Regions from separate parts of the Homo sapiens genome. Here all the other regions are linked to region 2. The links are chromatin loops, found by intact Hi-C in ENCODE. Cell type or tissue: heart left ventricle. All regions are shown on one strand. Each heading gives the region's core, and the rest is flanking DNA. Links, peaks and the distances in the headings are about the cores only. Region 1 has its middle 58 kb from the start of EPB41L3. Region 2 has its middle 28 kb from the start of LINC01387. Region 3 overlaps L3MBTL4 (L3MBTL histone methyl-lysine binding protein 4).

The links. A loop is a pair of places that touch in the nucleus more often than their neighbours do. Peaks named below come from ENCODE experiments on the same cell type or tissue, not always from the same donor. Only the 100,000 strongest peaks of a DNase experiment are listed, where the experiment ranks them.
Region 1: a loop joins it to region 2, with 7 times the contacts of the local background. A loop is called at or near these places in 3 of 110 quality-filtered maps.
Region 3: a loop joins it to region 2, with 2.4 times the contacts of the local background. A loop is called at or near these places in 2 of 110 quality-filtered maps.

What each region holds. Positions count from the first base shown.
Region 1 is chr18:5,596,847-5,607,231 of GRCh38, reverse strand. It overlaps a transcript of EPB41L3 not described here. Among named protein-coding and RNA genes, the nearest start is that of EPB41L3, 58 kb to the right of the region's middle. In heart left ventricle, for the core only: a CTCF peak has its summit at 6,662 (motif pointing left); no DNase peak of the experiment used is centred there.
Region 2 is chr18:6,478,198-6,488,582 of GRCh38, reverse strand. No RefSeq gene overlaps it. Among named protein-coding and RNA genes, the nearest start is that of LINC01387, 28 kb to the left of the region's middle. RefSeq lists an enhancer at 5,877-5,936. In heart left ventricle, for the core only: CTCF peaks have their summits at 5,621 and 5,822 (motif pointing right); a DNase peak (open chromatin) is centred at 5,842.
Region 3 is chr18:6,213,043-6,223,427 of GRCh38, reverse strand. It overlaps L3MBTL4 (L3MBTL histone methyl-lysine binding protein 4), which reads left to right. Exons shown (of 19, transcript NM_001330559.2): 11 at 7,593-7,678; 12 at 10,169-10,279. Among named protein-coding and RNA genes, the nearest start is that of L3MBTL4-AS1, 39 kb to the left of the region's middle. RefSeq lists an enhancer at 4,166-4,215. In heart left ventricle, for the core only: a CTCF peak has its summit at 4,112 (motif pointing right); no DNase peak of the experiment used is centred there.

The DNA.
Region 1 (10,385 bases), core at 3,670-8,669, 880 kb after region 2:
CAGAGAGACAGGTCCAAGCTATAACTCTGACCATGCCTCGCTCTTGCTTTCGACATTCCAGTGGCTTCACATGGCTTCTAGTAGTTCCTCTCCACGGTAGTATTCAACAACCTGGTGACTGTTGATCATATGTGGGTGTCACGAGTAATGTGTTACTAATAATAAATCTGGTACTACAGTTTAAAAATTATTTTTCAGTAAAATAGACTGGATTCACGTTTACCATGATAGCAATGTTATTCACCCTTTTTTTCCTGTATTATTTCTTTGTAGGGGGTTGAGGGAGAGAGAGAGAGACGGAGAGAGAGAGAGAGACAGAGAGAGAGAGAGAGAGAGAGAGAGAGAGAGAATGACGCCATGGTGGGCAGGTGTTAGGGACTGTGTAAATTCATCAGCCTTGCTTATTTATCCCATTTCCTAATGGTTTCTGGTACACAGCTAATAACTGAGGTTCTCAAGAGCTTCTGTAGTACTTGTGAGTTATGATTTTTACCAGTTATTAATTTTGTCTAGTAATTTTACTAATGGACAATTTCTAGATAAGAAGGAGGGCAAGGATAGATGAAGAAAGCTCAAATATTTATATTGTATTAATGATGCTATGAACATTCTTACTTATGACAAATAGTTATGACCACCAAATAAATAGAAAAATGATACTAAAATTAAAATGTGCAAGAAGATAAGTCATACGAATAAAGGGTTAAAGTTTGTACATTTCCTTTATTTCAATAATAATAAGTAACATGTATACTCATCAATAGTACATTGTTGTTTGCCTTTTAATATTATCTATGTAAGGGAGGCCTAAACAAAAAGAATGATTCTTTTTTTCAAAATAGAATGAGATGTTCAAAAAATTTTATGTGTTGATAATTTTTCTTCTGAAACAGATGATTTCATGTTTAATAGATGTCATTACTCACATGCTCATGTAAAGATGTTATCGATATAACCCACCTGCCCTCCCAAAATGTCTGTGTTGCTGCTCTTTGCTTTATTTTCCCAAATTATTTTGGTGGAGGTGAGGATTTGGAAAAATCTGGAAGTATATGTTGCATGGAAAGGTCATTGGCCTTATGTCTCAATCTTAAAAAAATTGGCCAAGAACCAAGCTCCATAGGATGAAGTGCAAGTTTTTCCCTGATGCTATTACTGCCTACTGGATGCATCTGTCATTTTCACTTTTGCTGTCACTTTCATCCCCTGCTTGTCACCCCCACATGCCCATTGGTGTGTGTGCCATTAGCGTCCCTGGAAGCCTCAAGCATCTGTGATTTTTTTCATCCTCCTCCTTCTGCCTCCAACTCCTTACTTCGTCTTTACCTAGCTTGTCTTTTACACACAGCTCCTACAAGAAGTCAATTCTGATAACCTCCTGCCTCCGAACCCCTCCTGGTACTCTTACAGCATCTGGTGTGTGCCTTTCTCACACAACTTCGCATATTATGGGAGTGATGAATGTACTTGTATTACCTGCCTTCATTGTTTTCTAAAATCAGAAAGAGGTTGGACCTAGTGTCTCACACCTTGTAATCCTAGCACTTTGGAAGGCCGAGGTGGGAGACCACTTGAGTCCAGGAGTTTGAGACCAGCCTGGGCAACATAGAAAGACCTAACAATAAAAAATAAAAACAAAAATACTAAAAATTAAAGAGAACTACTAAAAATAAAATAAAATAAACATCAGCCAGGTGTGGTGGTGTGTACTTGTAGCCCCAGCTGCTTGGGAGGCTGGGGCAGTAGTATTGCTTGAGCCTGGGAGATTTAGGCTGCAGTGAGCCATGAGTGCACCACTGCACTCCAGCCTGGGCAGCAGACTCCATCTAAAAAAAATAAAGAAAAATAAAATCAGAAAGAACTGGGACCTGATCTCTTAGTGATGTCTGTGTACCTAACACTTGAAATTTGGTAGGCTGTCATAGATTGTGTTTCTTAAGATGTCGGCTGTGAGATGAACATGGGTGGCCAAGGTGTTGATTGAGCTCATTACTAAGGAAGAAAGCAGGGCTGGGCAGAGGGAGAAGTTGGGCTGGTTGTAGTCCCAGCAGAGGCCTCAACCTACCTTACCTGGGGAGTACTGGAGTGGGGATGACTTCCAAGTTGTTTCTAATTAGAGTAAGAGGGCTGGAGCATTTCTTCCCCCACAGAGACTAGTCATTTTGGATGTTGGCCCTCCCCAGGAGGAGGTGTGACCTGAGGTAAGCAGTTGTCTTCGGCAGAGGCAATCCCCACAGATGGTTGACAGCTAAGGGCCACCTGCTGGCAGCACTTTTAGCAGCTAGAGGATTATAAATCCTTTATTCCTGTAAGGGGATCTGGGAGGTATATCATAGTGTCCACCATATGGGCGTAACTTTTTTGTGAAATTAGCTGAAAAAAAGCAAAATGCCTGTGGCTTTGGGAAATTAGGGGATAAGGAGAGGAAATGAAACATGGGCTATTTCAATCTGCTTTATTAATAGAAATGGTTTTTAAGGCCGGGCACAGTAGCTCACACCTATAATCCCAGTACTTTGGGAGGCCAAGGTGGGCAGATCACTTGAGGCCAGAAGTTCGAGACCAGCCTGGCCAACATGGTGAAACCCCTTCTCTACTAAAAATACAAAAATTATCTGGGAATAGTGGTGCACATCTGTAATCCCAGCTACTCGGGTGGCTGAGACACAAGAATCACTTGAACTCGGAAGGCGGAGGTTGCAGTGAGCCAAGATTGTGCCACTGCACTCCAGCCCAGGTGACAGAGCAAGACTCTGTCAAAAAAAAGAGAAAGAAATGGTTTTTAATAAAATGGATTTCTCTCTGAATAAAAAGGTATGACTTTTAAAGACCCCTGAAATTTTAGTGAAGGCTTCCAACTCTAAAAGCAGCAAATGGCAAATATTTAAATTTCTGCTACTTATTCTGTAAACATTTACTGAGTGCCCAAAAAGGGGACAGCACCACTGTTGCTGCTATGGGATCATTAAAAAAAAAAGAGTAAGTCAAATACCAAGGAGATTTCAAGCCATTGGTGGGTAAGGACATTTAAACTATTGATCATAATACAAAGCAGAATGAAAGAATGATTCTAATACTATTACAAGCAGAGTATACTAGAAAAGATGCATTACATCAAACTTGGCTGAGTGGAAGTTACATGTGTATTTATGTGTATGTGTGGGCATGTGTATGCATGTATGTATATGTGTATGTCTGTGTGTGTGTGCACGTGTGTGTGTGTGTGGACACTTCTGGAAGGAGATATCAAATGAGCTAAGCTTTGAACTTCCAGAGATTTGAGTTTGACCCTTCCAGGAAATGTTAACTTTTACTTTTCTTACCCAAATAATATCTCATTCAACTTTTTTTTTAAATTTTAATTTTGAGACAAGGCCTCACTTTGTTACCCAGGCTGGAGTGCAGTGGCGTGATTGATCATAGTTCACTGCAGCCTCAGCCTCCCACCTCAGTCTCCCAAGTAGCTAGGACTATAAGCACGTACCACCATGCCAGGCTATTTTTTCCTTTTTATAGATATAGGGTCTTACTATGTTGCCCAGGCTGGTCTCAAACTCCTAGGGTCTAGTGATCCTCCTGCCTTGGCCTCCCAAAGTGCTGAGATTAGGCGTGAGCCACCATGCCCAGCCTTCTTCAAATTTTATAGCTCCTGCAGTTGCTGACTTATATCCATTGAAAGGAGAGGCACTCCTGGCAAAACCCGTAATTGCCCAAAATCAGAATTATCACTCTTCCTCTTTATTCCACTCCCAGACTCTAAAAGTACAATGACCGTCAAGACTTGCAGGTTGGTTCCTGTAGCTGAGCAAGGTTCCAAAACACGGGAACATGCTTCCGTTCCAGGGCTGAGCCTGCAGCCTTGTCCAAGTCTTGCCTTCTGACATTGTCCTCTAAGAACCTCCCATGATTTGGGTTGGAGGCGGGCCTTAGCTCATTTCCACCCAGTCCAAAAGAAAGTGACTTTGTTCATTTTCCTCTCACTTAGAGAGGCTTCCCTTCCTTTTAATGACTCCTATGTATATGCACGTCCTTTGTTTTTTCTACCTTATCTTTAATTATTGCTCAGATGATAACAGTCCTGATGAATAAGACATTAAGTCTCCCTTTCAAAGTATTAATGAAAAGGAAAAAAAATTGAAGCATACTGAATTACAACAGCAAGGTTCTAAATTATGCTTATGAGGCAGTGTTGATGATAGGGAAGTAGTTAAACATTACTTTGCTTAGAAAGAAATTGTTCTCAGGACCAATACTGAGTGTCAGCAAAATGAAAAACAATTGATTCATGAAGTTCTTTCTTCCCTGGCATATAGAGAATGAGATTATTAGCTAGAGAAATTTATTCTAAAATCTATTTTAGTCTGTAGCTTTCCTTATCAACCATTTTCCTGTCAGTCCTAAAGTCCTATATTTAAAAATCTTTAAACATCGGTTACCTATCCTCTTCTTCTGGACTTGTCACCCTAGGTATCAAGGGAGGAGGTGAGGTGAGGTGCAGTGGTTCATGCCTGTAATCCCAGCACTTTGAGAGGCTGAGGCAGGAGGATTGCTTGAGGCCATGAGGTCAAGACCTGCCTAGGCAACAAAGTGAAACCTCGTCTTTACAGGGGAAAGAAAAAGTTAGACGGGCATGGTGGCACATGCCTGTAGTCCCAGCTACTCAGGAGGCTGAGATGGGAAGATCGCTTGAGCCCAGGAGTTTGAGGCTACGGTGAGCTATGATGCATACCAGCCTGGGCAACAGAATGAGACCTGTCTCAGTCAATCAATCAATGAGTGAGAGAGAGCAGAAGACAGAAGGACTGTAAATCTGTGGAGTCCCTATTGATCCTTCCAAGTGGATTAGCATCACCTTCCTGGTATTGTGCCACAAGTAGGCACAAGGTGCTCAGCTTCATCTTTTAGGGAAACAATTTGTATATAAGCTTTGCTATGATTAATACTGGCAGGAGGGATGGAAAACGTGCAGCATTTAGGGGAAAATGAGTTAGTGTGTATACTACAGGACATGCTGCTAGTTCCCCCACACCCCATGTGAAAAACTAATTGAAACACTTGATGTTATTGTAGCAGAAGGTCAAACTTCTTTACCATCAAAATGAGAACTTGGTATGAAAATATACAGAGTTTAAGGACCAATTTTACATGAAAGCTGCGGACAGGCATTGAAAAATCCTACTTAACATAATTTGTTTAATTTGTCCGATCTTTATTTTAGGCAATAAATGGCTGGAGAACCTGAAGCCACAGGTCCTCTATACTAGCTTCATTTCTTTTCAAAAAATCACCTCCGTCATCAAAGAAAATCAACCACTCCGAAGTGCTATTCTTCTTTATCCCTGTTAGTTTTGCTTTTATAAATCATTTATGATAATGGAGTTACAGTTTAATTTAGTAATTAGTTTGCAAAGGAAAAACATTCAGCTTGCATATGGAAAGGATGAGGAAAACATCAAAGAAAATTTGTTTTTCATAATCATTTTAGTGTAACAGATGTAAATACCTACTTAAGAATGGAACTGGATTTCTGGGATAGTTCTAACTGCCTTCATGCTTATCTCACCCCTGATACAACCAGTTTCTTGGACTTTCTGGGGGAAATTTATGTGAGGTCAATGATTCGTACTTGTTCAAAGGTTACTCTGCTGCGTAATTCAGCTGTCAGCAGAAGTTTGTCTTGCCTGGCCCAAGATTTTGTGGAAATCTGAAGGAAAAAAACAACAACACACACTACAAGGTTTTATTACACAGTGAACTGACAGATCCCTGCAGGCTATGTCAGCAGAAGCATGGGGCAAGAGTTCTTGCTGCTGGTCTGAACTTTGCACTTCCAGCAGGTTGGGTTGCAAAGCCAGCCCTGGGATAGCACAGGGGGAGGCAACTTAGCAGCATTGGAGGGAGGTAGGGGTGGTTTTATCCTACAGCAATGACTGATCACCTAAGTTTGATGGTGTTATCTCTGAAGCCTTATCTCCTTCTCTAGTTACAGTCCATTAAGAGTCTCAAGACTTAGAGCCTATTTTTAACTGCAGGTCCTGCTTAACCATAATTGAACATGTGATTTGTTCAGTTCAGAAGCCCTTCCCCCTCCCAACGTCTTCAAATGCCTGCATATTCCTATATATCTGAATCATGGAAAGCAAAGAGCAAAATATCCATGTATTTTGGATATTTTGCCATTTGTTAGTGCTCTGGTGTTTTTTAAGAGCTGTTGTTGTTGTTTGACAACAATGTATCTCTAACTGGAATGCCATGAATTAGCTGAGTACTATGTGCCCTTTACAGCATGAGAGCATTAACACGGTTAAAACATTTTTAGAAGTATCCAGAGAAGATTTTATCTTCCATGCCTTTTACACCTCCGCCCCAACTGAAATTTAATGTTTGCATTGGAATTCAGGGCCTTCTAGCTCTTGACTCTGCAGCGGCAGCTTGGTAACTACTTCTTCTCTGTAGTAAATGTTAATGGTACTCTGTATTCATTTTAATGGTTTTAATGATTAGAAAGAACATTGGTTTTGTTGGTACTGTAGATTTTAAGGATATATTTTTAAAACGAAAGGATGAGTGCCTTTTTTGGTTTTGATTGTAATTGTAATGTTTTTTTCTTCCCTTTGCTTTTTTAAATCTCTCCCAATCTTGGACAAGGGGCTCCACCTAGTGTAAGTTTTAGGTTAAAAAATAATATGGATGTAAGTAGTATAGAAGGGGCAAAAATTAGTTGAATATACTCTTTTTTTATGATGAGACTGTAAAGCAAAAGACTGATATTTTATAAAGTGCTTTTATGGTTCAGATCATTCATGTGATTTATACAGACATTCCTTCTGATTCTCTCATTTCTCCACAGATTCTTATTTTTATCTACTTTTTAAAAAGGCAAAATTACATCTCTTATGTGTCCAAATATAATTTTAGGTTGTAAACATTACCTTTGCCTGTGGTGAATGAATTTAGATCCAATTTTCTAGCAGTATGACAAGAGAAGAATCTTAAATGAGACAGTTTGCCATGCCTCAACCCTTGGTAAACTTAAGAAAGTTACTGCCTGAAATTTTTTTCTTTCTTTTTGTAAACAGGTGCTTAAATTTTAGATCAATGATTTTATTTAATAATTTTAAGAACATCATCTAACTACATTTTGAAAGTTTTTATATTGAATCCAGCCTTAAGATTCAGAATTGTTTACTTAGCAGCCACTAAGTGGAGTGTACTACAGTTGATGGTACAACTTTTTACAGCTTTGAAAATATCACTGTATCACGGTATTCAATTTTTAAATATGTTTTTCTTATAGAGGAGAGTTTCTGGTGCTTATATCTGTTGCCCGTGAGTTCCAAGAAGAGAATATAAATACGTCTCTAAAGGACTGTATGAATCCATGCAGTGCTATAAAGAAATACCTGAGACTAGGTAATTTGTAAAGAAAGGGATTTAATTGGCTCATCATTCTGCAGGCTGTACAGGAAGCATAGTGGCTTCTGCTAGGCTTCTGGGAGCCTCAGAAAACTTACAACCATGGCGGAAGGCAAAGCGGGAGCAGGCACAGTCATATGGCAAAAGCAGGAGCAAGAGATAGAGCAAGGGGGAAGGTGCAACATACTTTCAAACAACCAGCACTTGTGAGAGCTCATTCACTATCACGAGAACAGCACTAAGGGGATGATGTTAACCCTTTCATGAGAAACAAATGCATGATCCAGTCACCTCCTACCAGGCCCCACCTCCAACACTGGGGATTACCATTCGACATGAGATTTGGGTGGGGACACAGATCTAAACCATATCAGGGACTAAATACTGGTCTGAGGTGCCTAAACAGGAAAATGCCCTACCTTGATGATGACATCAACAGCCAAGGGATACAGAGAATTGAGACGTTTCCTTAAGAAATGTGTCCCCTCAAATATTTGGCTTTTCTGATGTGAAGAGTTTGCTCTCACTTTGGCCCATCGCCATTACAATGGGAGTAATATTTCCTGTGTGCCTACCTCAGGACAGGTGTTGGGCATACATGATGTATTTAATTCTCCTAACATTATGTGAATTAGGGACTCCTGAATCTATTTCATAGATTAGGAAACTGACACATGGAAAAATCAAATGATTTATCTAGGTTGTGTCAGAATTTGAACTCAGATCTCTGTTCCATAATACATGTTTGTTTGTTCTCCATAGTACATGTTTGTTCTTCTGCATCGTATTCTGCATGTCAAACTTCCAAAATCCTCATGGCATGAACTCTTCTTTCCTTCTCCAGTTAATCACTGTTCTTATTCAAGATTTAAAATGTGCTAGATTCCAAGGGAGTTGATGCTGTCCGTGTCCTCAAGAAACTTTCAGTTTAACCGAAGAGACTGAGCACAAGTGTATTTTTAATGATCCTATATTCCCTGGTGCATTTAGTTAAGGCCACATACATGGTATACTCCTAGAGAGAATAGCTGCAACAAGGCAGTGATAGTGTTAATTGACAAGGCAGAATTCTAAAGGCAAGGACATCTGCTTTTCTGCCTCTTCTTCTCCAGCAATGAGAGCCTTCCTTCTGGAATGCAGGTGATACAATGAAACCATGGAGTATTATCTAATGTTGAATTCTAATACTGTATTATCTAATATGGAGGTTCTCAGACTTTTGAGGGTTGACACCGTTTTTCACTACTGAGAATCCACAAAGAACTTTTGCTTAGGTAGATTATACCTATTGATATTTACCATTTTGAACATGAAAACTAATAATATTTTAAAATATTTATTAATTCATTTAAAAATAACATTAGTAAACCATTACATGTTAACATAAACGAATGACATACTTTTATGAAAAGTAATTACATTTTCCAAAATAGAACAATTTAATGAGTAGAATGGCATTGTTTTACATTTTTATAAGTCTCTTTAATGTCTGACTTAATAGAAGACAAGTGTATTCTCATCTGCTTCTGCATTCAATCTGTTACGATACACTGTTTTGTAGTATAGTAAGAAAATGCACAGAAAATCCAACTTCACTCAGAAATGTTGCTGGAAAAGGGAAGAGTATCTCAATTAGTCTTTTCGGGCAATTCTTTGACCTTGCTGTTTCAGATAAGGGTTTCAAGGAACCCCCAGGGGTTCCTGGGCCTCAGTTGGAGAACTGCTGGTATAAGTAAGATGAGGCCTACTTTCAAGTCTCAGCTCTTTTATTTCCCAGATCTGAAGCCCTGAGAAGTTACTTCATCTTTGACAGAACTGCTACAGGAATTAGAAACATTGTGCATGCAGGATCTGGGACAGAGAGAGCACTCAAACACGTGGTGGAGATGCCCATGGTGATGAGCTGCTGCTGCTACTGCTGTGGTTTCCATGGCTGGTGCTACTCTCCTGGTCTTGAGTGGTGTGAAGAGCAGCTTCCAGAGTTGGAAAATGAAGTCACACCCCACTTGGGGGTGTCTAGGAGTAAGACTGTGTGGAAGACAGTGATACCATAAATTGACAAGACAGTATCCATCTTTCCTAGGTTATTTGACTTCTGCTGTTCCCTTCCAGAATGAGGCTGATTTGCAGGATTTGCAAAATCTTCCTAAATTCTGAATTCACTACACTTAGAGAACCATTTATAGTGGTTATTATAACAAAATAGAACAAAGGTGGGTTTTATATTGTATATTCATCTCTTACAAAATTCATTGTTTAATGTATAATGAATAATTGCAAATTTTCCTAAAATAAACAGTAGAATACAGTTACCATGGGATTGGGAGAAAATAAAAACCCAGAAATTCTGAGAAGGTTTTACAAATACATTGTAAAACCTCAGAATTTTCGGATGAATACATTGTAATGTAATGCACTAATGGGATGTAGTCAGATCTCAGCAGGACACTGGAGGCTGCTCCTAAGGGAGTGTCCTGAAGCCAAGTCATATCATAGAGAGATGAATTTGGATATTCTGGGTTAGAAAAATCTGAGGTTATGAGACAGATCCAGAATAAGGGTCACTGATCTGAGAAGCAGAATGACTAAGGAGCAAAAACCAAAAGGCACTTGAGGAGGGTCTGGTGGCATGAGGGGGAGATTAGGAACAAATGGTAGATTGAAGCTAGACCCAGATTGAGGTGAGGCAAGGGTGTGAAACAATTTGGTCCAAGCCAGTCTTATAGACTATTCCTTTTCTTCCTTTTCCTTCTTTTCAGAGATGGGGGTGTCGCAAAGTTGCCCAGGCTGGCTTTGAACTCCTAGACTCAAAGCAATCCTCCTGCCTCAGCCTCCTGAGTAGCTGGGATAGACTATGCTTTTATCTATCATGTTGATTATTTATGTGGAGAGCTGGGAGAGGAGATTTCAAAATGCTGGAAAATAAACTCCTTAAAAATAATTTTTAAAATATATTTAAAAGGCTTATG
Region 2 (10,385 bases), core at 3,604-8,603:
GGTTTTCTGATTGGCAATTGGTTGAAAGAGTTAAGTTATTGTCTAAAGACCTAGCATCAATAGAAGGGAATATCTGGGTTAAGATAAAGGGTTGTGGAGACCAGGGTTCCCATTATGCAGAGGAAGCCTCCAGGTAGCAGGCTTCAGAGAGAATAGATTGTAAATGTGTCTTATCAGAGATGAGTCTCTCCTGGATCAGGAAAAAGACCTGGAAAGGAACTGAGATTCTCTACAGAATGCAGATTTTCCCCACAAGAGACAGCTTTGCAGGGCCATTTCAAAATATGTCAAAGAAATACACTTTGATTTTTTTCAGGGCCTGCTATCTGTTATGTGATGCCATCCTAGAGTCAGGCTGGAATTTGGTGTCCTATTGCTGCAAAGAGTCTGCTTTGTTAGTCATAAGACCTGTTTTAATGTTAATGCTGGTCAGCTGGGCCTGAATTCCAAAAGGGAGGGGGAGTATCATGAGGCATATCTGACACCCGCTTCCCATCATGGCCTGAACTAGTTTTTCAGGTTAACTTGGGAATGCCCTTGGCCAAGAGGAGAGGTCCATTCAGATGGCTGGGGGTCTTAGAATTTTATTTTTGGTTTACACATACTGTCTCTAGAATACCATCCAGGGAAAAAACCTACATTGACAATGTTGTCATCATGTGTTGGCTATTGGCTTCGGGCTTACTTTCTGCAATAGGCTAGAATTGATCATCAGCAGGACTGAATCCTAATTCTGTTATGAGAATGACATAAAGCTAAATCTACATTCAGAAAGCCTTGCTAAAAAGGTTGTTTGCTTGCTTTCACAGGATGAGATCCAGGCCTCTCAGAACACTCTGGGGGGAATTTTATGCCAGGACTATCTGAAAATTTGCAATTTCAGCAGGCTTTGTAATGTTTACCATTCAAATAACTAGACCCCAGCCTGGTATGACGCATGGTATAGCTGTTGAACAAATGTGGGGGAGGGAGGGAGGAATGAAGGGAACAAGCAAATACCCGACCTGGTTGACATTTCCAACACATACATAATCGTGGTCACATCCTAGAGAGATGTGGGCGAGGGGAAAAAGTTGAGAACCACTGCCTTAAACTTCATTGTCTGTAATCTCTCTATGCACCCTACTGAAACACAATGATTTGTGTGCTAAATTTCTCTGCTTTAGTACGATGTTTCCTTCGTTCTATGGTAGGATTTGTTGCAAGGTGAATTGCATCTGTTGCTAAGGAGATACTCAGGAGTCCTCAAGGTCCAGGCTTCAATAGATGATAGCAAGTGAGTTCTCCTGAAAGCTGAGGGCTAAAGCAAGGCAGGAATGCAAATTCTCCTTGGGGAAAGAGTGGGGCGGGACTACGTTTAGCATAGAGATTGCCTAATAGTTGTGACCAGCTTCACCTGGGAGAATGGGAGTCTAGAAAAAGCAGAGTACTAAGAAAGCAGCAATGCATATTAAAGCTAGGTTTTCAGATTAACTCAGGAGTAGTTATTTAAAAAAGAAAAGGAGAGAGAGGGGCACTGATCTTTTAATCAAGAAAGCAACCTCCCTCCCCAAGTAGCAGATAGACAAGGAAGGTTCCAAGGGTTTGCATACAGTGTGAAATCACAGAGCCTAGAGCCATACATAAGCCTATGGGTTGTTGCCAAGGCCTGAGAGATGTTGCTAAGGATTTCTCTTTTTGAAGCCACAGAGGAGGAAAAGGAGGAATCATAATACTGAAAGATTAGTGAGATGGCTACCAGATTCTGACTTAGACCAGAGATTCTTAAGTGGAAATGTATGCGTCCCCAGGAGGGAGAATCAAAAAGTTTCAGATCCTGTAGCTCATAGAGTGACTTAAAAATCCTTCAATAATTTCCTATTGCTTTAAAAATAAAATCCAAACTCTTTATCACGACCTCCAGGGCTGAGCATGAGCTGGCTCTAAACCTCTTCCCAGCCTCATCTCTCACCTACAGCCTGAATGAAATGAGGCTCACTGTCTGTCTTCTGCCTGACAATTCTGACAAAACCCCACCCCTCCCTCCTTCAAAACTCGTGACTCTTTCTGTGCCATTTCACTCTCACCCTTGGGTCTGGGCTTGTCACTTCTCCCAGGGGATTTCTCTAAACCCTCCTCAAGGTGGCCTCCCTAATTACCTACTTTCTTATCACCCAGCAGTTGTTACACCTGTAATTATTTGGTTTATTCATTGTTCTATCTTTCCCCATTAGAATATTTATTCATTCCAATAGTTATTCATTCAAACTATTTGTATCGAGCCTACCATGTGCCTAGAACAGTGTTTACTTAGGATTTATCAGTGAACAAAACAAAGTTTCTCATACTCAGGGACCTTACCTGAGAGACAGGAGAAATGTATAATAAATAAGTAACACACCTAATATGTCCGATGATGACATTTGCTATGGAAAATGTGAAGCAGGGAAGGTCAGTACAGAGGGCTGGGGGTGGGGGGAGTTGCAATTTGATCAGATTTTGTAACATTTACCACTCTAACAACCAGAGCCCAGCCTGGTGTGAGGCATGGTGTAGCTGTTGCACAAATGTCGGGGAGGGAAGGAGGAAGGAAAAGCAAATTCCCAACCTGGGGACATTTCCACCACATACGTGATCATAGTCACATACTAGAGGAATGTGGGTGAGGGGAAAAAGTTGAGAGCCACTGCCTTAAATTTCATTGTTTGTAGGCTGGGCACAGTGGCTCATGCCTGTAATCCCAGCACTTTGGGAGGCCAAGGAGGGCAGATCACTGGAGGTGAGACCATCCTGGCCAACATGGTGAAACCCTGTCTCTACTAAAAATACAAAAATTAGCTAGGCGTAGTGGCGGGCACCTGCCATCCCAGCTACTTGGGAGGCTGAGGCAGGAGAATCACTTGAACCCGGGAGGCGGAGTTTGCAGTGAGTCGAGATTGTGCCATTGCACTCCAGCCGGGGCGACAAAAGCAAAACTCCGTCTCAATAAACAAACAAACAAACAAACAAACAAAAAAACAAACAAACTTCATTGTTTGTAAACTCACTTCTATGCACCCCACTGAAATACAATGATTTGTGTGCTAAAGTTTCTCTGCTTTTTATGAGGTTTCCTTCGTTATATGCTAGGATTGCTTCCAAGACTCACCAGACAATATGATAGTAAATATTCACATCAAATCTAGGCTGCATTTTGATTTAAGGCATATTAAAATAGAGGAAAATGTTGATCTTCTAATCAAGAAACAATTTTAATTACAGGTAATCAATGGAGAAACCATGATTTTCATTTGGATTTCAGCCAAAGCACTTGCCTTGTAATTCAGCCCCTCAGAAACTCTTGCTGCCTTGCAGGCAGTAAACAGTCCATAGAGGAAAAAGTGCTCATGGAGGGAGAGGCAGGCTTGGATGCTCTATGTGGAAACTCCAGAGGGCTAACAGCAGAGGTTGAAGAGTTCCAAGGCGCTGCTAAGACCGCCTAAGATGCTACATAGGAACCCCACTACTGCAACAAATTTTTCTTGTAGCGGGGAGTTTTAGATATTAATCTCTGAAGAGAAACTTGTACAAGGAGAAATGTCCATTATCGAGAAATTCCAGTGTATTTTGCATTTAAAATGTCCTGTTCCTATTTAAAACTAGTGGATCATCTCCAGAAATGTGTGTGATAAATAAGCCAACAATAACTCTCCCTCCCTGCCAAATGCCACATTAACAATGAAACCATTGATTTGCTCCTAGAACAAGTATGCTTTGTTCACCTGGACGAGAAACAAACTGACTACAGAATGTATTTTCACATGACAATGTTGAAAAATCCAGTGATTATTGCTCAGGGTCAAAACTTGTTATAACAAGCTCTGAGAGAATGCTGTCAGGGTTTGTGTGTCCTACAATTTGGTTGTATTGAATATTGCTTTTAATATGCCATTGCTATTGGCCTGGGAATCGTTCGGTGTAATGGAATTCAGCTTGTAGTTCCTTTAGACTTCTTAATTATTCATGCAAAATAGAGAAGGCTATTAATTATTCAATTAATCCCCCTCTGTGGGAAAATGCTATTTGGATTCTTATTATGCATTTTAGCTACCTAGTTAGACGTAATTAGCCAAATAAATGATAACTTTCGGTTTCCCAGGAACCTTTTATGCATAGTCTTAGTCTCAAGAATAGATTTCTAAATATACTATTATTTACAACAAAATTGCTAAAGTCAGAGTCTAGTAGTGCACTGATAATAAAAAGTGAGTGTGAGGGGAGATACTCTTTTATAGACTATAAAGGCTGAAAAGTCACCCACCTTTATTTATTCCCAGGCTTAGCCAAGCTTCCACATTTTTCCACCTACCCAATCAATCAATAATGCTACAATAATTTAGGAGGTCGTTATAAATCATCTGTAACATGTCCAAACTTTTTATTCCTGAGTAAATACTTGAACTGGGCTCCTGTTGCATGCCATTTCACAATGCTCAAGTTCTGCCTCTCTGAGGACGCTGACAGCTTCTCGCAGGTGCAATCTCACACCTGTGCACGCCTCTTCTTTCTTGCCTTTGGGTGTGATGGCGGCTGCCATGCAGGAGGCACCTTGGAGCACATTCTGGTATTTGCACCTGCATGATCATAACGTGGGGTCCAGCCTCCAATTCCCTGGAGAAGACAGTTCTGAGACATATTTCAAATGGCTCTTCAGAAGATCCAGGCTGGACAGAGCATTGACTGCCTGCCACGGTACCCCATTGGACAACACCTTCTTAATGCAACTTTCCCTCCTTCCCTGTTCTATGCCTCTGTCCCACAATCCTGTCCCTTCAAATAAACAGTCCATTTGTAAGCCTTCATCTCAGGCTCTGCTTCGTGGAGCAACCCAACTGCACACCACTATTTGGCTTATGTCTTTCTGACCAAACAAATATATCATTTTCCCTTCAAAGTCAAAACAGATACAATCAGAATAGAAAACCACTAAGCTAACAAACAGCCTCAGCAAAGTGCTAAGAGTGACTTCAAGAATCAAAAAAGAGGCTGGGCGCGGTGGTTCACGCCTGTAATCCCAGCACTGCGGGAGGCGGACGTGGGCAGATCACGTGGTCAGGAGATCGAGACCATCCTGGCCAACATGATGAAACCCTGTCTCCTCCAAAAATACAAAAATTAGCTGGGCATGGTGGCGGGCGCCTGTAATCCCAGCTACTCGGGAGGCTGAGGCAGGAGAATTGCTTGAACCCGGGAGTCGGAGGTTGCAGTGAGCTGAGATCACTCCACTGCACTCCAACCTGGTGTCAGAGCGAGACCCCGTCTCAAAAAAAAAAAAAAAAAAAAGAAGAAGAAGAAGAAGAAGAAAAAAATCAGAAAAGACGGACCATAGGGGAAGTCCTGGTCCTTTCTTCACCTGGTGAATATGATTGTGCATTTGCCAATCCCAGGCTGTCTGCCAGGGCAGGTACGTGGGGAATGTGAGCTGCTGCAGCCCTGCCACGCTCTCCCAGGCATCTCCACACAGCCAGTAAGTCTAGGACGGGTTGGAGTCTCACCTACAGGGCATGTGATTCTGTATATTGTTACCTTTATTGGATCATACACTCACAACAAAATAATAATTCTCTTCTTACAGTACTTAGAGCAATCATAATGTTTCCTCTGTGTGAGGTCCTGCCTGGCTGAGTCACCTACGCCAGACGGTGGCGAGTAACCCTTCAGACGTCATGTTTCTCCCAGCTTTCTTCACCAGCAAGAGTTATTTTGGCCAACCAGCCATCATTGGTCCCTGCCAGGAGGTCTGTAAGGCGGTCCTTGGGTGGGGCTGGGCCGACCCCGCAGGACCTCCCTGCAGGCCCTTCCCTCGTGAGCCAGCAGATGGTGCTGAGGCAGCACGGGACCCAGGACTGGGGCGGCCACGCACTTCCCAGGGAGCGAGGGTGAAATGCGATTCCTCCTTAGACGCTAAGCAGGGAGTGAATTGTGTAATCCTTAGTATTTCACACTTAAAATCTCCAGGGAATTTGTCTTGAACTAATTTCCAGCATTATTCATCCCAAAAGTTCAAAACCATTTCAAGGTTCTTGGATAACCTATGAAGCCAGAGGCCTTGTCTTGTTTACCCTTGTATGCCTGAGACCTAGCATGAGGCCTGGCACTTAGTAGGAGCTCTAGAAATGCTTCTGAAATGAACAAAGCATCTGCATAGATTCAGAAGGGCAAAAGTGGCTTGTTCAAAGCCACAGCCACAACCTTTAACCTGCCCTGGGCTTAAACCCAGTACTTCCGAAGTCCTGTCTGCTACTGTACCCTATCTGCCTGCAGTTTTCAGAAGAGCTGAATTATTGTCTTTATTATAGTTTATGAACATTTTTAAAGTTTTTCCTACATATGAATTTAACATATAAACCAGTGAGAAATTTGGATTCCATGTACAGAGAAATTCACTTTACAGGGATGTCTGTTTATTAATACATATGTGCCATATTTAATTGAAAGGGACAACTTCACATTAAGGTTCAAAAACTTCAATGTCTTTCTATTTAAAACTTCAGTATGGTATCATTATGCACAGGAGGAGAATTGCCTGATGGTAAAACTTCACTTCTCCAACAGCAGTGAAGATACAATAAGCCAATTCAATTTTTGTAGACCTCAGTGTATTTTTAGAAAATGTTAACCATTTTGAATCGGTAGCTTTCTTAAATGTGGCATGTATTTCTCATCAAGAAAAACGTGGAATAGAATTAAACTGATTCGTTATGGCTGAGCATCCTTTCTGTGTAGTGACAACCTTTGGGGCTACAGAGGCCATGTTTGACACCCTGTTTGCTCTACCCTATTGTCTCAATCCTGTTTTGATAAATAAACAACTCTGGGCTGCCTTATTGTTTCTGTTGCTTGTTTCTGCTTGCGTAGGTTTCTTTTTCTTCTCTTCAGCATCATGCTGTCTGCTCTTCTCCCCACTGTCTCTTTTTCATGTCCCTATGTCCAGTGCCCTTCACTGACAGTCAACCAAAGCCACACACAGCAAACCACTCCTAATCCACTGTGGTTTGTTTATAAGATGCAAATATTGGTAAAACTAGAAGAAGAGTAACATCTAAAACTGAGTGTCTTGCATTAAAACACAGTGCGAGAAATGTTGATAAGATTGTTAGCATGCCATACGTGATCTTTGAGACTTGGACTCGGATTACCTATTTTTGGAGCTCACAGGCTTTTTATTATATTTCCCTTTTTTTAATAGGAGGGTAGGATGGGGAGGGGGAAGGGTTAGGGGTCAAGAAGGGAGAAGGAGGCTAACTGTGTTTTATGTAGTGAGAATGCTGATGAACAACTTCCAGCTCTGTGAAGTTTTCATTTTTCTTGTTTATTGTGATTAATGTGCTTTACTTGTCCATTTAGCTGGTTTTTAAAAGTTTCATGTAAATATTTTTATTTTCATTTTATTATTTTTTAAAATAAATTTTATTGTGTATATTGGAGGTTTACAATTGGATATGGGATACATATAAATAGTAAATTGGTTACTAGAGAGAAACAAATTAACATAACTATCATCTCACATAGTTACAATATTTGTGTGCCAAGAGCAGCTAAAATCTACTTATTTAACAAAACTCTCTAATACAACGTACTTTTATTACCTATAGTCCTCATGTTACACATTAGATCTCTACCCTTGTCCATCCCACGTATCTGCTATTTTGTATCCTTTGACCTACATCTCCCAATTTCCTCCCACTGGTTACCACTGTTTTGTTCTCTATCTCTGCATATATGACCTTTCTGTTTTCTTAGATTCCACATATAAGTGAGATCATGCAATATTTTTCTTTCTCTGTCTGGCTTATTTCACTTCACATAATATCCTCCAGGTTCAACCATGTTGTGGCAAATGGCAGGATCTCCTTCTTTCTAAGGCTGAATTATTCTGTTGTGCGTGTGTTGGAATATTACAGTTTCTTTATCCATTCATCCGTTGACAGTTAGGTTGTTTTCATACCTTGACTGTTGTGAATAATGCTGTAGTGAACATAAGAGTGCAGGTATCTCTACTAGCGGGTGATTTAATCTCCTTTTAGTATAGGATTACTAGGTCATATGGTATGGTAGTTCTATTTTTAATTTCTTTAGAAACCTCCATACTGTTTTCCATAGTGGCTGCAGCAATCTACATTCCCACTAACAATGCATAAGTGTTCCCTTTTCTCCAACCCTCCCAACACTCTCTCCATTTGTTACCTCTTGTTTTTTTGATAATAGCCATCCTAAAGGGTGTGGGGTGGTATCTCATAGTGGTTTCAATTTGCGTTTTTTTTCTTGTTTTATTTATTTATTTATTTTGTTTGTTTGTTTTTCTGAGACAGGGTCTCACTCTGTTGCCCAGGGTGGAGTGCAGTGGTGCGATCATAGCTCACTGCAAACTCCCAGGCTCAAGCAATCCTGTTCTATCCTGCTATATTGCCCAGGCTGATCTCGAACTTCTGGGCTCAAGTGATCCTCCTGTCTCAGCCTCCTCAGTGACATGCGCCACTGTCAGGGCACTATTTCTGAATCAGGTTATTTGTTTTCTACTATTGAGTTTGATTTCTGATCGATTTTGGATATGAACCCCTTATCAGATGCATGGTGTCCAAATATATTCTATCATTCCATAGATTGTCTCTTCACCCTGTTGATTGTTTCCTTTGCTGTACAGAAGTTTTTTAAATTTTGATGACATCGCATTTATTCGTTTTTGCTTTTGTAGCCTGAGCTTTTGGTGTATTGTCAAAACAACAACAACAACAAACAAAACCTTTGCCAATGTCAATATCAAGGAGATTTTCCCCTATGTTCTCTTCTGGGAAATTTGTGGTTTCTTGTCCTATATTTAGGGTTTTTTTTTTTAACTTTGAGTTGATTTTTTTATGTAGTATAAGATAAGAGTCCAATTTCATTCTTTTGCATGTAAAAATCCAGTTTTTCCAGCACCACTCATTTATTTTTTAATTTTTAATTTTTTTAACTTTTATTTTAGGTTCAGGAATACATGTGCATGTTTGTTACATAGGTAAATTGCATGTCACAGGGGTTTGTTGTAAAATTATTTTGCCTATACAGGTAGTAAGCATAGTACCTGATAGGTAATTTTTTGATCCTCACCCTCCTACCTCTTTCCACCCTAAAGTAGCCCTTGGTGTGTGTTGTTCCATTCTTTGTGTCCATGTGTACTCAATGTTTAGCTCCAACTTATAAGTGAGAACATGCAGTATTCACTTTTCTGTTCCTGTGTTAGTTCACTAAGGATAACGGCCTCCAGCTCCATTCACGTTGCTGCAAAAAACAGAATTTCATCTTTTTTATGGCTGTGTAGTAGCCCATGGTATATATGTACCACATTTTTTTTATCCAGTCTACTATTGATGGGCTTTTACGCTGATTCCATGTCTTTGCTATTGTGAATAGCCTAGTATCTTCATTTATTGAAGAGACTATCCTTTTCCCATTGAGTCCTCATTTACCTGACTTTTAACTTTAGTAAGCTCTTGCCTAAATATTTTGGAAGTTCAGCACACCAGTGGTAAAGACAGTTTAAACAACAGTAGTGGACTGTGTGTTTTAAGGACTTAAGGAAAATAAAATCTCACAATTTTTAAATAAAAGAAGCCATGCCATAAATACTTGCCACGGTCCTGGAGAAAAGCCAGTATTTCAGGGGTAGCTATCACTGGAAACTGTAATTTTAGAAAAGGGGCTGAGAATCAAGGGTGCTGGTAGAGGACAGGATGTTCTAAATGTGCCCATACTTTCAGGAATGATGAGCAAATATATGGCCAGACTCCAGACGCCGTTTTTTTCTGAGAAGGACTTCTATTTGTTTGAAGACCTATTTGGCTGTTCAGTAATTACTAGCCTTTTTATCTTAATTTTGGAAGCACACTAGTCTTTCTTTTTATGGGACATGTCACATCCCTGGCTTAATTGCAAAAATTTCCATTTTAAAAAGCCCTATTGTTAACAATATTATTCAGCCAAACATGTTGAACTGAATATTGTCTATACTGCTCTCAATTTTGAAAACTCCAGGGTATATAAAAATCTTTAAGAAAACATAATTTCAATGTGATGCACTTAGCTTCTCTGGTTTTAAATTCTCTGGTCCTCCTCCAGCATCTTCTTTGGCTCTTTGTGGGGTTGGCATCTTAGAGCTTCTTCCTCCCCCAGCCCCAGAAGCAGAGGCTCTCTAAGGCCCGGCCTCTGGCTCTCTGCCGTTTCCACCCACAGGCTCTTTGGAAGCACCCTTTCATGCTCTCGACTCCACCAAGGGTGCGTGCACGAAACTCCCAAGTGGACATTGAGTGCCAGCCATTGTCTCTCAACATCCCTTCAAGGTCAGTTCTCCCAGCCTCCCAGCCACTCAGCCTCAACATCTGGAATAA
Region 3 (10,385 bases), core at 1,842-6,841, 260 kb after region 2:
TCTGTATAGTTCAAATTCTTTCTTTATAATAACTGCATAATATTTCATAATGTGTTATATCAAAATTAACTCAGCATTTTTGTGTTAAACATTCATTTAAAAATGCCTTTATTGATACCTGTTGGCATTTAGAAGGGAACACAGCTAAAAGTATGTGTTTATTTCCGCATTTTTAAACTGGAAATTGAGCATTCAAACCTGTTGGCTGAATGAACATTTATTATTAGGGAATAAAGCTATAATAATTGGTATTTTGGGAGGTAATGAAATGTACTTTGTAGAAATAACACAGTTGGTTTTTTTAGATTCTCTAGAATCACCAATTGGCTGGACCTACTTAGTAGATATTCTAGATGTTTCATGAACACATAGAAATATTTAGCTTTGCAAATTAATATTTTGATACCCAATGACCACTTTACCTCATAATTTCCTTGCAAAGCTTATATTATATTATATTATATTATATTATATTATAATAGAAAAATTTACAGTCCAAAGAAATCCTTCCTTTAGTTGCAACCTTAGCCATTAACTTTTTTTTAGCCAAACAAAAGATTACTGTATTTTAAATGGAACTGTGCTAGTTTCTATAGATAGATTCTGTTGGCATAAGGAAGGTAAGAGTTCAGAGGATAATATAAATTATTAATTAATGAATTGAACGATATGAATTGAGTGCCTACCAAATGTGAGGCACAGCTAGGAGCTGAGGATGTAATAAAGAACAATAAAGATATAACGTGAGGATTGCTAGGTCTGTAATAGAGTGTCACTCAGTGGAATATGATACGGTTAGAGAAACTAAGAGAAAAACAACCCTAGCTTTTTATTTTAAAATCTTAAGTATTGAGAGACAGAGAGAAATAGAACTCATTACTCTGTCTCAAATGCCTGCCAAAACATTGGGTTAGATTAGATCCCGCATGAGCCATGGTATTGAAGACAGTTCTGCTGGGCGCTCAGCCAGTGCAACACAGATAGGTTGTTTTCTGGTGATCTCGCCAGACACAAAAGAGAGTTTATTTCTTTACATAGTGTATTCTGGATATAGTACAGCTCAGCCATACTTTGAGCAAAACAATCAATTATAAAATGAGCTCTTTGACAAGCTCCTGAGGTGCTGATATTTCATACTGTAGATCAAAGAATTCTCCCTATGCTTTAGAAACTAATTAATGATCAAGTAAAAAATCTGACGTACTGCTGTAAATGTTAGAGAGTCTAACTTATGTTCTTTTGCCAGAAAGATATTTTAACTTTAATTGTTATGAGCTGAATATGAATGTAAGACTTCTAATATCTAAGGCACCGTAAATGTGAGGTCATTTTCAACATGTGTTTTGAAACAATAAAGGGTGAACCTGAATTAGGCTTGGCCACGATTGAAGCATCTGATTTTCTTCAAATCTTGTATTTCTGAGTCATGTACTGAACAGCATGCCACTATTTCATACAAGACAATTAGTGACCACTTGGTCCTATGATTGTTTCCATGAAGGGCCCTTCTGTATGTGCAGAACCTACTAGCAGAATGACAGCTTTCAGGTAGTGTAACTTTCCTCAATCTCTATCATTGGAGGCCCGGATATTTGGATGACTCACTGCCCTGCCTTGTGAGAGACACTTGAAACAAATGAATAAGTGGCCTCTGAGGGGCTTTCTTATATAATTCAGGTTCTTAAAATGATAGTGAAAGCTAGCCAGGGCCGCACTGGTACTAGTCACATAATCCTAATTATTCTATTGATGCTTTCTCTGAGACTTCAGGCCCAGCAGCCTAGAGCACTCAGTAAACCTCAAAGTAGCTCTTTAGAAGTTTTGATTTCTACAAATTGCAAGTCAGGAGACACAGGCTCTAGCTTTGACTTCGTTGTTAGTTGCCTTGCCTTGTATGAGTCACTTAAAATGCCAGGTCTCACTTTCCTCATCAGTAGAATTGAGTTTGATGAAGTGTCCATCCAGCATGTGTGTTCATGCTGAACATTCTGTCTATTGTGATAGACCCTTGGCAGATCCAATAGACAGATAGATTTGTCTATTGTGATAGACCCTTGGCAGATCCCTTTTATTGCTGCTTATTAAATAGGACTATTGGCCATTACTTAAAACCTGCTTGTCATACAGCAATGATTTTGTTTCCTGAATTGGCCACCAGTATAATTGTGGTTGTTCTGCTTCTCTAGTTCCTAAGGGACAGGTCACCCAGACTAGTCAGGAACTTAAGGACTTGTGCTATTGATTCATGAGCTCAATTCTTTAGAAAGAATGTTCCAGTGGAAAAAATAGGTTGCTGCTTAGGCTGTTGTTCCTAGAGGAAAAATAATCGAGGGTGCCTTTAAAAAAAAATCTGAAACCAGTATTACACCTTCTTACATGGCCTTCTAATATGGAAAAAAAAACTGAGGAGTATTACATTTGCATTGTATAGATGCCACAGATCAGACGGCTTTTTCTTGGCATCATCCAGTTTACAGTGCTGTTGGAACATTAGCCAGTATTGACACACCAGCACCATTTTGTTCAAATGGTACCTCTGATGCCACCAGTACCAGCAGGCAAAAAACTTTGTATCAGAGTTTCATTCAGAATTTTGGGGCTAGACTGGTATCATTTTGGCTTGTATCTCTATCATTCTTGGCCACCAAAATGTAAAATGTAAATGTTTCAGGAAATATATTTTATTCATTCAACAAATATTTACCAAATACTTACTGAATACCAGCTGTATGTTGTGAGGAAATAACAGTGAAGTGAACATATTCCTATCATAAGGCAGCCTATGTTCTAATGGAGCAAGAGAAATGAAATATTCACAACACACACTGTGTTAGGTGTCAATAAGTGCTGTGGAGAAGAATAAGGCAAGTAATGGGGTTAGGAAGGGCACATACATTTGGGAGGGGGGCTCCCTATTATATAGAGAGTCAGGGTGGGACTGAGCGAGAAGGTGACAGTTGAGTGGCATTTGAGATAAGGTGACAAGTCTGGAGGATATCTACAGATAACTCTCCAGGTAAAGGAACAACAAGTACAAGAACTTGAAGAGGGAGGATGTCTGCAGTGTTCTAGTTACAGCAGGAGTGTAGTGAACAGGAGATGAGGTCAGAGCGGTAGTGGGGCCAAGTTCTGTAGGGCCCTGTAGGTCATGGTAAGCACTTGCTTTTCCCCTGTGTAATCGAGGAAGCCATTGGAATGACATGGTAGAGAAGGTTTTAACTTATATTTACCATTGTTTAACCCTTACATGTTTCCTTTTTTGCTTCCATATTTGCATCCTCCAGAAGGGCTTTTTCTTGACCCTGAATGCGTTCCACTCCAGGTTCTGGAAGTAATCTCCCTAGATCTCAGTTTCTTCTTTTTATTTTTATTTTTTAAATTGTGTTTTAAAATAGAGGTGAGGTCTCGTTATGTTCCTAGGCTGGTCTTGAACTCAGCGGCTCAAGTGATCCTCCCACTCCAGCTTCCTGAGTAGCTGGGACTACAGGTGTGTGCCGCCATGTCCAGCTGATCCCAGCTTTTTCACACAGGGCCTCCTCCTTTGTCCCTCTCGAGGCCACCACTTCCCTGCAGCCTGTAAAGGAGACGGCTTATTTTGCCACATCCCAAGTAGTTCTCCTCGTCTTCTAAAACAGTTCTCAGCTGTTTGGAAAATCCCCTTCTTCCTGAGCGTTCAGGCTGTTCTGCTTCACTCCATCTCACCCCTAATTTTGCCACCATCCAGATGATTTTTAATTATTCTTCATCATTAACTGAAGATATTTGTCACCCAGATCTACCGTTTTACCGGAAGAATTGCTGGCACCATGAGGAAATCCAGGGCTGAGTGGCCGACGCCCTAGCTCAGTACTTCCTTGATCCTAATTTCTGTGACACTTTTTCCACGCTTTGGTTCAGCCACCCATGCCCACAGCCACAGCTTGGACCTAAAGAATGAGGTCCAAGCTGTGGCTGTGGGCATGGGTGGCTGAACCAAAGCATGCAAGTTTTTAACTCAAAATGGCATGGAATGAGGTGGGACATGAATAAATAATTTAAACAATATAGCCCAGTCTCCAGTCCAGCAGTTTACAGTCCCGCCCTCTCGCTGTCGCAGTTCTATGCCTTGGCCTCCAGAGGGAGCTCAGCATCTCAGTCCTGAGGCCTGAAAGGGGCTGCCTTGGATCATGGATGCGCTGGGTTTTCAGTCTCAGCAGGACGAAGTGATAAGTATGAGGTTGATGGAGCCACGCGTCATTGTTCAGATACCATTTCTTCCACTTTCTAACTGTATAGCACTTGGCAGGCTGCTCAAGGCTCAAGTTCTCACCTAAAAAATGTAGATAAAAGTGTACCTCACAGGGATAGATGAGGAATAACTGACTTCATGTAAGTGAGTACAGTGCTTACCTATAAATGGAAGCCAGTTAGAGGTGGGTTTTCATTGAGAGGGGTGAAGAGGTTAAAGGCTGTTCTTGTTCCATGGGGCGGTCTCCTGTATTTCATTCTTGTCTCAAGTAGGAATTTAAATCGTTGGAAAGCTTCTTCCACGGTATTGCTGCACTGCTGTGTGCATGGACCTGGCCCCTCCCACTCCCCCTGCAGCCCTACTTCTTGCTTCCCAAGGTCTACCAGGACTCAGGGCTGGGGTCGGAAGGAAGAAAGTTGGAGTACGTGGCTTTTGCAACTCTCCCTGGGCCATATGACATTCTTCTCTCTTTGGGTTCATTGAACAGGGAATATACAGGTACAATATTTTCCCTTTTTTGCATGTACATAGCTCATTTCTGAGAGTGGCATAGACGCAATTGCTGCTTAAGAGCCATTTAAAACGGTCACAGCCTTTAATTTTCACCTGTTTTTCACAAAAAGGGGAAGAAGGATAGTGACTCTCACAGTAGCATGCCAAGTCTCTTTACCAGGCTGGGACAGGACCAGGTACTGTCTCTCTTACTTACCTCACATCCAGTCCTTAGTCCCCTACACTCAGGTTTCCTTTCGCTCTATCCAACCATATGTACTGGTCAGGTGCCTGGGTGAAGAAGCCCAGCATGGAAGGGGCCAGGTGTGGGCATGGTTCAAAATCTACACAGAAATGTGGAGATCCAAAATGTGATAAATGGATTTGGATGATTTTAAAAAGTATCAGCTATAAAAGTAAATGCAGAGTTGGGTGTGGTATCATGTGCCTGTAGTCCCAGCTACTCAGAAGGCGGAGGTGAGAGAACAACATGAGCCCAGGAGTTTGAGGCTGCAGTCCTCTATGACTGTGTCAGAAGAGCCACCGCATTCCAGCCCGGGCAGCCTAGAGAAACCTCATCTCTTGAAAAAGAAAAAGTAAATGCAACTGCAGAAATACTTATTGAAACATAAAATATATAGTATAACTCATAAAGGAAAGGATAGAAAGCAAAGGAAACCTCAAGAGAGCTTAAAAAAAATTCAGCTTAAAACATGTTTACAGAAATTAGATTAAAAAACTAGTGGTGAAAACAAATGTAAATTAATTTAAAAGTCCATTTAGAAAGTGATTAAAATAGATATGTCTGGAACAAAATAATATAAAAGTAAAAACGATGGGTAAAATATTATCAGCAAACACAAACAGAAAATAATAGGGTGGCAATATAATTTTTAGTAAAAATAATTTGAGACAAAATACATAAATGTATCCAAAAGGGAAAGGGAAATTTTCTCTATATCAAGAATAAATAGAAAGCACAACTCATGCCAAACATTTTATGTACAGAATGATGTAACATCAAAATATGAAGCAAAGTACTCCATGATCTAGCAGTGTTACTCCTGGATGCATTCCAACATAAATGTATACTTCTTATCACTAAAAAGAATATACCAGAATGTTCATAGCAGCATTTTTAATAATAGCTCCCAAATGGAAACCACCCAAATGACCACAATCAGTAGAATAGATAGATAAATTGTGAAATACTCACATAATGGAATATTATACAACAATGAAAATGAATGTTCTGAAGGCAATAATCCACCTGACCCTCACATTCGGAATGCAGAGCAAAAGATGTTCACCACAAAGGAGCACATGCTGTGTGATTGCATTTACGTAAAGGGAAAAACAGAAGAAAACAAATCTCTGTGGTTGGAAGCGAGGGTAGGGATTTCTCTTTGAGGAGGGTGGTATGGTGCCTAGAAGGGACGATGATGGGGAGGGGATCCTGGAGCTCTGGAAATGTCCTGGTTTAGATCTGTGTCTGGTTATGCTGGTATGCTAGTTTTTTGAAAAATGTTCAGTCTATCCACTTGATTTGTGTACTTTCCTTTAAATATATTTTTATTAAAAAGCATAAAAATGAAGGAAAAATGATCAGAAATATGGGGGAATTGTAAAAAAATACTTATTTTAGAGAATTGAGCATATTGCTTCAGACTTTCTGCTTAAAGGACAGATTTTTGCATAATATAGCTAGATTGTATTACTGAAAATGCTAACATACTTTAAAATACATATATACTCTGTTTTTTAAAAATTGTTGACTCTATTTTATACTAAAAAGAAATCCTCAAACCTCAAAAGCAGGAATTCTATATGTCACATGACATTCTGAAACTATTATGTAGTAAACTAGATATTAGTGTTACTATTTTAAACAAATATGAAAATTACTTGGAGTATCTCAAATAAATATTTAAGGATTAAATCAAGACAACACAGATTACAATTATAATTGGTTTCTAGAAAATAAAAAGTGAGAAGAATACATATTTTTAAAAAATGTGTCCAGCTGTCTAAACCTGAATTTAGTGGCAACAATGGCAGGTTCATTGTCTATTTCATTTTAAATGAAAATAAGTTATGTTTATAATTCAATTTGACAAAACAAATATAAAATAAACTGAAGAGATGTAGGAGGGAGGAAGTAATAAGAGTAAAAGCAGTAAACAATATAATTAGAAAAGAAAAAAGAAGAAAAAATAGAGCTGATGAATAAATCTAAATACTTATTGCGTGGAAAGATAAATAAAACTATACTATATAGATCTCTAGCAAATTTAATTAGGAATGAAAGAACACAAACATAAAGAGAAACAAGAAGGAAATTTGAAATAGAGTTCTTTATATCATGTTCAATATATAGTTTTAACTGCAATTTTAGGAAATTGTAATTACAAAGATTTAATAATGAGACTAAAGCTTTAATAGATATAGAATGATTAGAGAAATTTGAAAGATTTTCAGAGTCTTTTTTTTCCAATTCATGGTATGAGGTCAGATGGTTGCTTGTAAGTGTTTTCAAACTGCTAAGGAGCCTTCTGTTGGAGCTTGGGAGTCAGAAACCTGGGTCTCACCTGGCTCTGTGAAGTACTCACATGGCCTTTGACCTTGGCCAACTCACTTAACCTTGTTGAGTGAATGAGAGTACCATGGAGTAAGTGCTTGAGTGCAGGCATGCCTTTGCCTTCTCAGAGGTTATGGTTAAGTGAATTAATATATCTGAAGTTCTTAGCATCAGGTCTGTTTAATGGTGAGCATTCAATTAACATTAGGTGTCATATCATCCAACGTTTTGTAGTATACGGGAATCAGAATATCTATGAGTAATCTTTTGCTATTTATATATATATATTTTCAGGTTATCCCAATCCAGAAAATTTTTCCTGGACAGAATACCTGGAAGCTACTCAAACCAATGCAGTTCCTGCCAAAGTTTTTAAAATGGTAAGTTCTATGTGGGTACAAACTCTCACCTTTAAACAACGTTTGTATTGAGTCATGCCTACATTTGGCAGTTTAAAATTATTCTAGTTTTTTCTTTCTAAATTCAAGTAGTAATTTCATAACCAATATGCTTTTCTTTTAGTTAAAAATACAAAGTAGGTGACTCATCTGCTATTGTTCCCATATAGAAATGTAGATGATGGTTTCCTTCCTTGAAAAATGGCAAATCAGAGGTACAATTGAAAACACCTCATCAACTGCTGATGATCCATTCCTTACATTTCTGGTTCTATTAGTCTGCTGAGTGAGAACTCTGAATTTTCACAGTACCACTCTCTCAGGGACTGTTTGACTGTCCATGATGCCATAACAAAATTGTTGAATGCATAGCCTTTGTGTGGATAATGTTATATATTTTGAGGTAAACCTTTCTTTCAGCATTTGTTAGAATACTGATTTTTAAATTTGTACTTATATATTTATTCCAGGATTGAACTAAGTATAAATTAATTTCTAAAATAAAGTACATAGGTAGTACAGTTAAAGATATTTATATCCTAAACCTAAACCAGCGGTTTTCAAACTCTATTCCCTTTCAGTTCTCTGTGTGTTTCATGTTCCCCAACTTGTCTTTAATCAGAATTTTATATATTGGGCTTCTGCATATAATTTCATTTACTGAAAATTGTCTAGAGATCAAGAGCGGCTTGAAACAAAATGATATTTCATTTTTTGAAAAAATTGATTATAATTAACAGTATTTGGGGGGAAATGTCCATATAATAAAATCAGGAAAGTAGAAGTGTTGGAGTACTAGGAAGGGTTTAAAAAGAGCAAAGGTTCAGCAAGCAAAAATGCTTATTGTACTTGACTTTTCCAAGAGGAAAATGACAAGAAAATAAAATTCTGAAAAGTAGCTAAGAAGGCAACTTCCAAGCTCTGTCCTGGGTTATTGTGGATTCAGCTCAGGGATGTACCTTAGGCGTGTACAATACTAAACTCTTCTACCTCTGTTGTTCAGGACAGTGATGTTGGGGAGAACAGAAAGATTCTCCGGGATGAAAGACCTAATTACAGTCAGTATACTCCATTTAGTAGATGTGATAATGCATCTTACAAAGAAAATGTGTTTCTACAAAAGCTGGAGAGAAACACACCAGATATTGCAGAAAGATTTGACTGTTTATTACTGACATATTAGTTGGGTTTTATTTTCCTTTTGCCATTTCTGAACTTGAAAAATTCAAAACACTTTTGTTTCCAATAAAACCAATTGAACACTTTTATGTGTAATAGCTTTCAAAGTGAAACTTTTTGCCAACCTATAGAAACTATCAGAGTTGCTTTTGATTTTGATTTTTGAGAGTTGAATTTCCTTAGTTTCTGTGATTTGGTTAAGTCCAGTGTCTTTTTTCTTACTCCGTGATTATGAATCCCTGTGTGTCTGTGGTTATAGACTCTTGGTTCCTAGCAAGATCACCTCAGGTGATCTGCCCACCTCGGCCTCCCAAAGTGCTGGGATTACAGGCATGAGCCTGTGGTTTCTTCCTTTCAAGTGAAAGAAACCATAACACAGATCACCTGTCTCTTGTTACAGATGAAATGACAAAAGCATAGGCTATGGCTTTAAAGTACATCATAGTATGCTTTTAAAACAGTTTAACAGCTGAAATTACACAGCTTTTATCTAAGCATATTTTAGATTTATAAAGGATCGTGTTTCTCCTTTCTGAGTTTTTATTAAAGAATTTTGCCTTCTGTGCCATACAGTTTGAAACTGGGCAATGAGAATAGTCAATAGTTTCTGAAATTATAAGGTCAATATCAGAAAGAAGGAAAAAAACTAAACTAATATAGGAACTGTAATAAGATGCTTTTTGAACTTTAGTGTAATCATTAACAAATTTATGATATAATCTGTCTTTGTCTTTTTAGTTATCTTTAAAATGGCCAAAAAATTATTTTTTCTCTCACAGGTTTTTGTGAATCGGATGAAATAATATGCATACAGTCCTATGTGCTCTTAAAACTAAGTTCTGGCTGGGCATGATGGCTCACGCCTGTAATCCCAGCACTTTGGGATGCCGAGGTGGGCAGATCACCTGAGGTCAAGGGTTCAAGACCAGCCTGGCCAACATGGTGAAACCCTGTCTCTACTTATAACACAAAATTAGCTGGGCATGGTGGTGCATGCCTGTAATCCCAGCTACTTGGGAGGCTGAGGCAGGAGAATCGCTTGAACCCGGAAGGTGGAGGTTGCAGTGAGCTGAGATCGTACCATTGCACTCCAGCCTGGGCAACAAGAGTGAAACTCCATCTCAAAAAACAAACAAAAACAAAAACAAAAAAGCAAAACAAAAAACACTAAATTCCAGTTGTATTGAAGATCTGCATATTAAAACTAAAACAGTAGTATTTTAGAAAAAATTAGTAGGATATCTGAATTACTGAATTTTGCATGATTTGTTGTACTTATAATAACATTTACAGAGGTTGCCTCATGGTTTTCTGCCAAATATGAAACTTGAAGTTGTGGATAAACGGAACCCCAGGTTAATTCGTGTTGCTACGATTGTAGATGTTGATGACCAAAGAGTAAAGGTACATATTTTAAATTATTATGTTATTATATCAATATTTTTCCTACATTACTTTTGTTTCCTCTACCCTCCCATTCTCTGAACCTTTCTCGTTTTTTAATTCATCT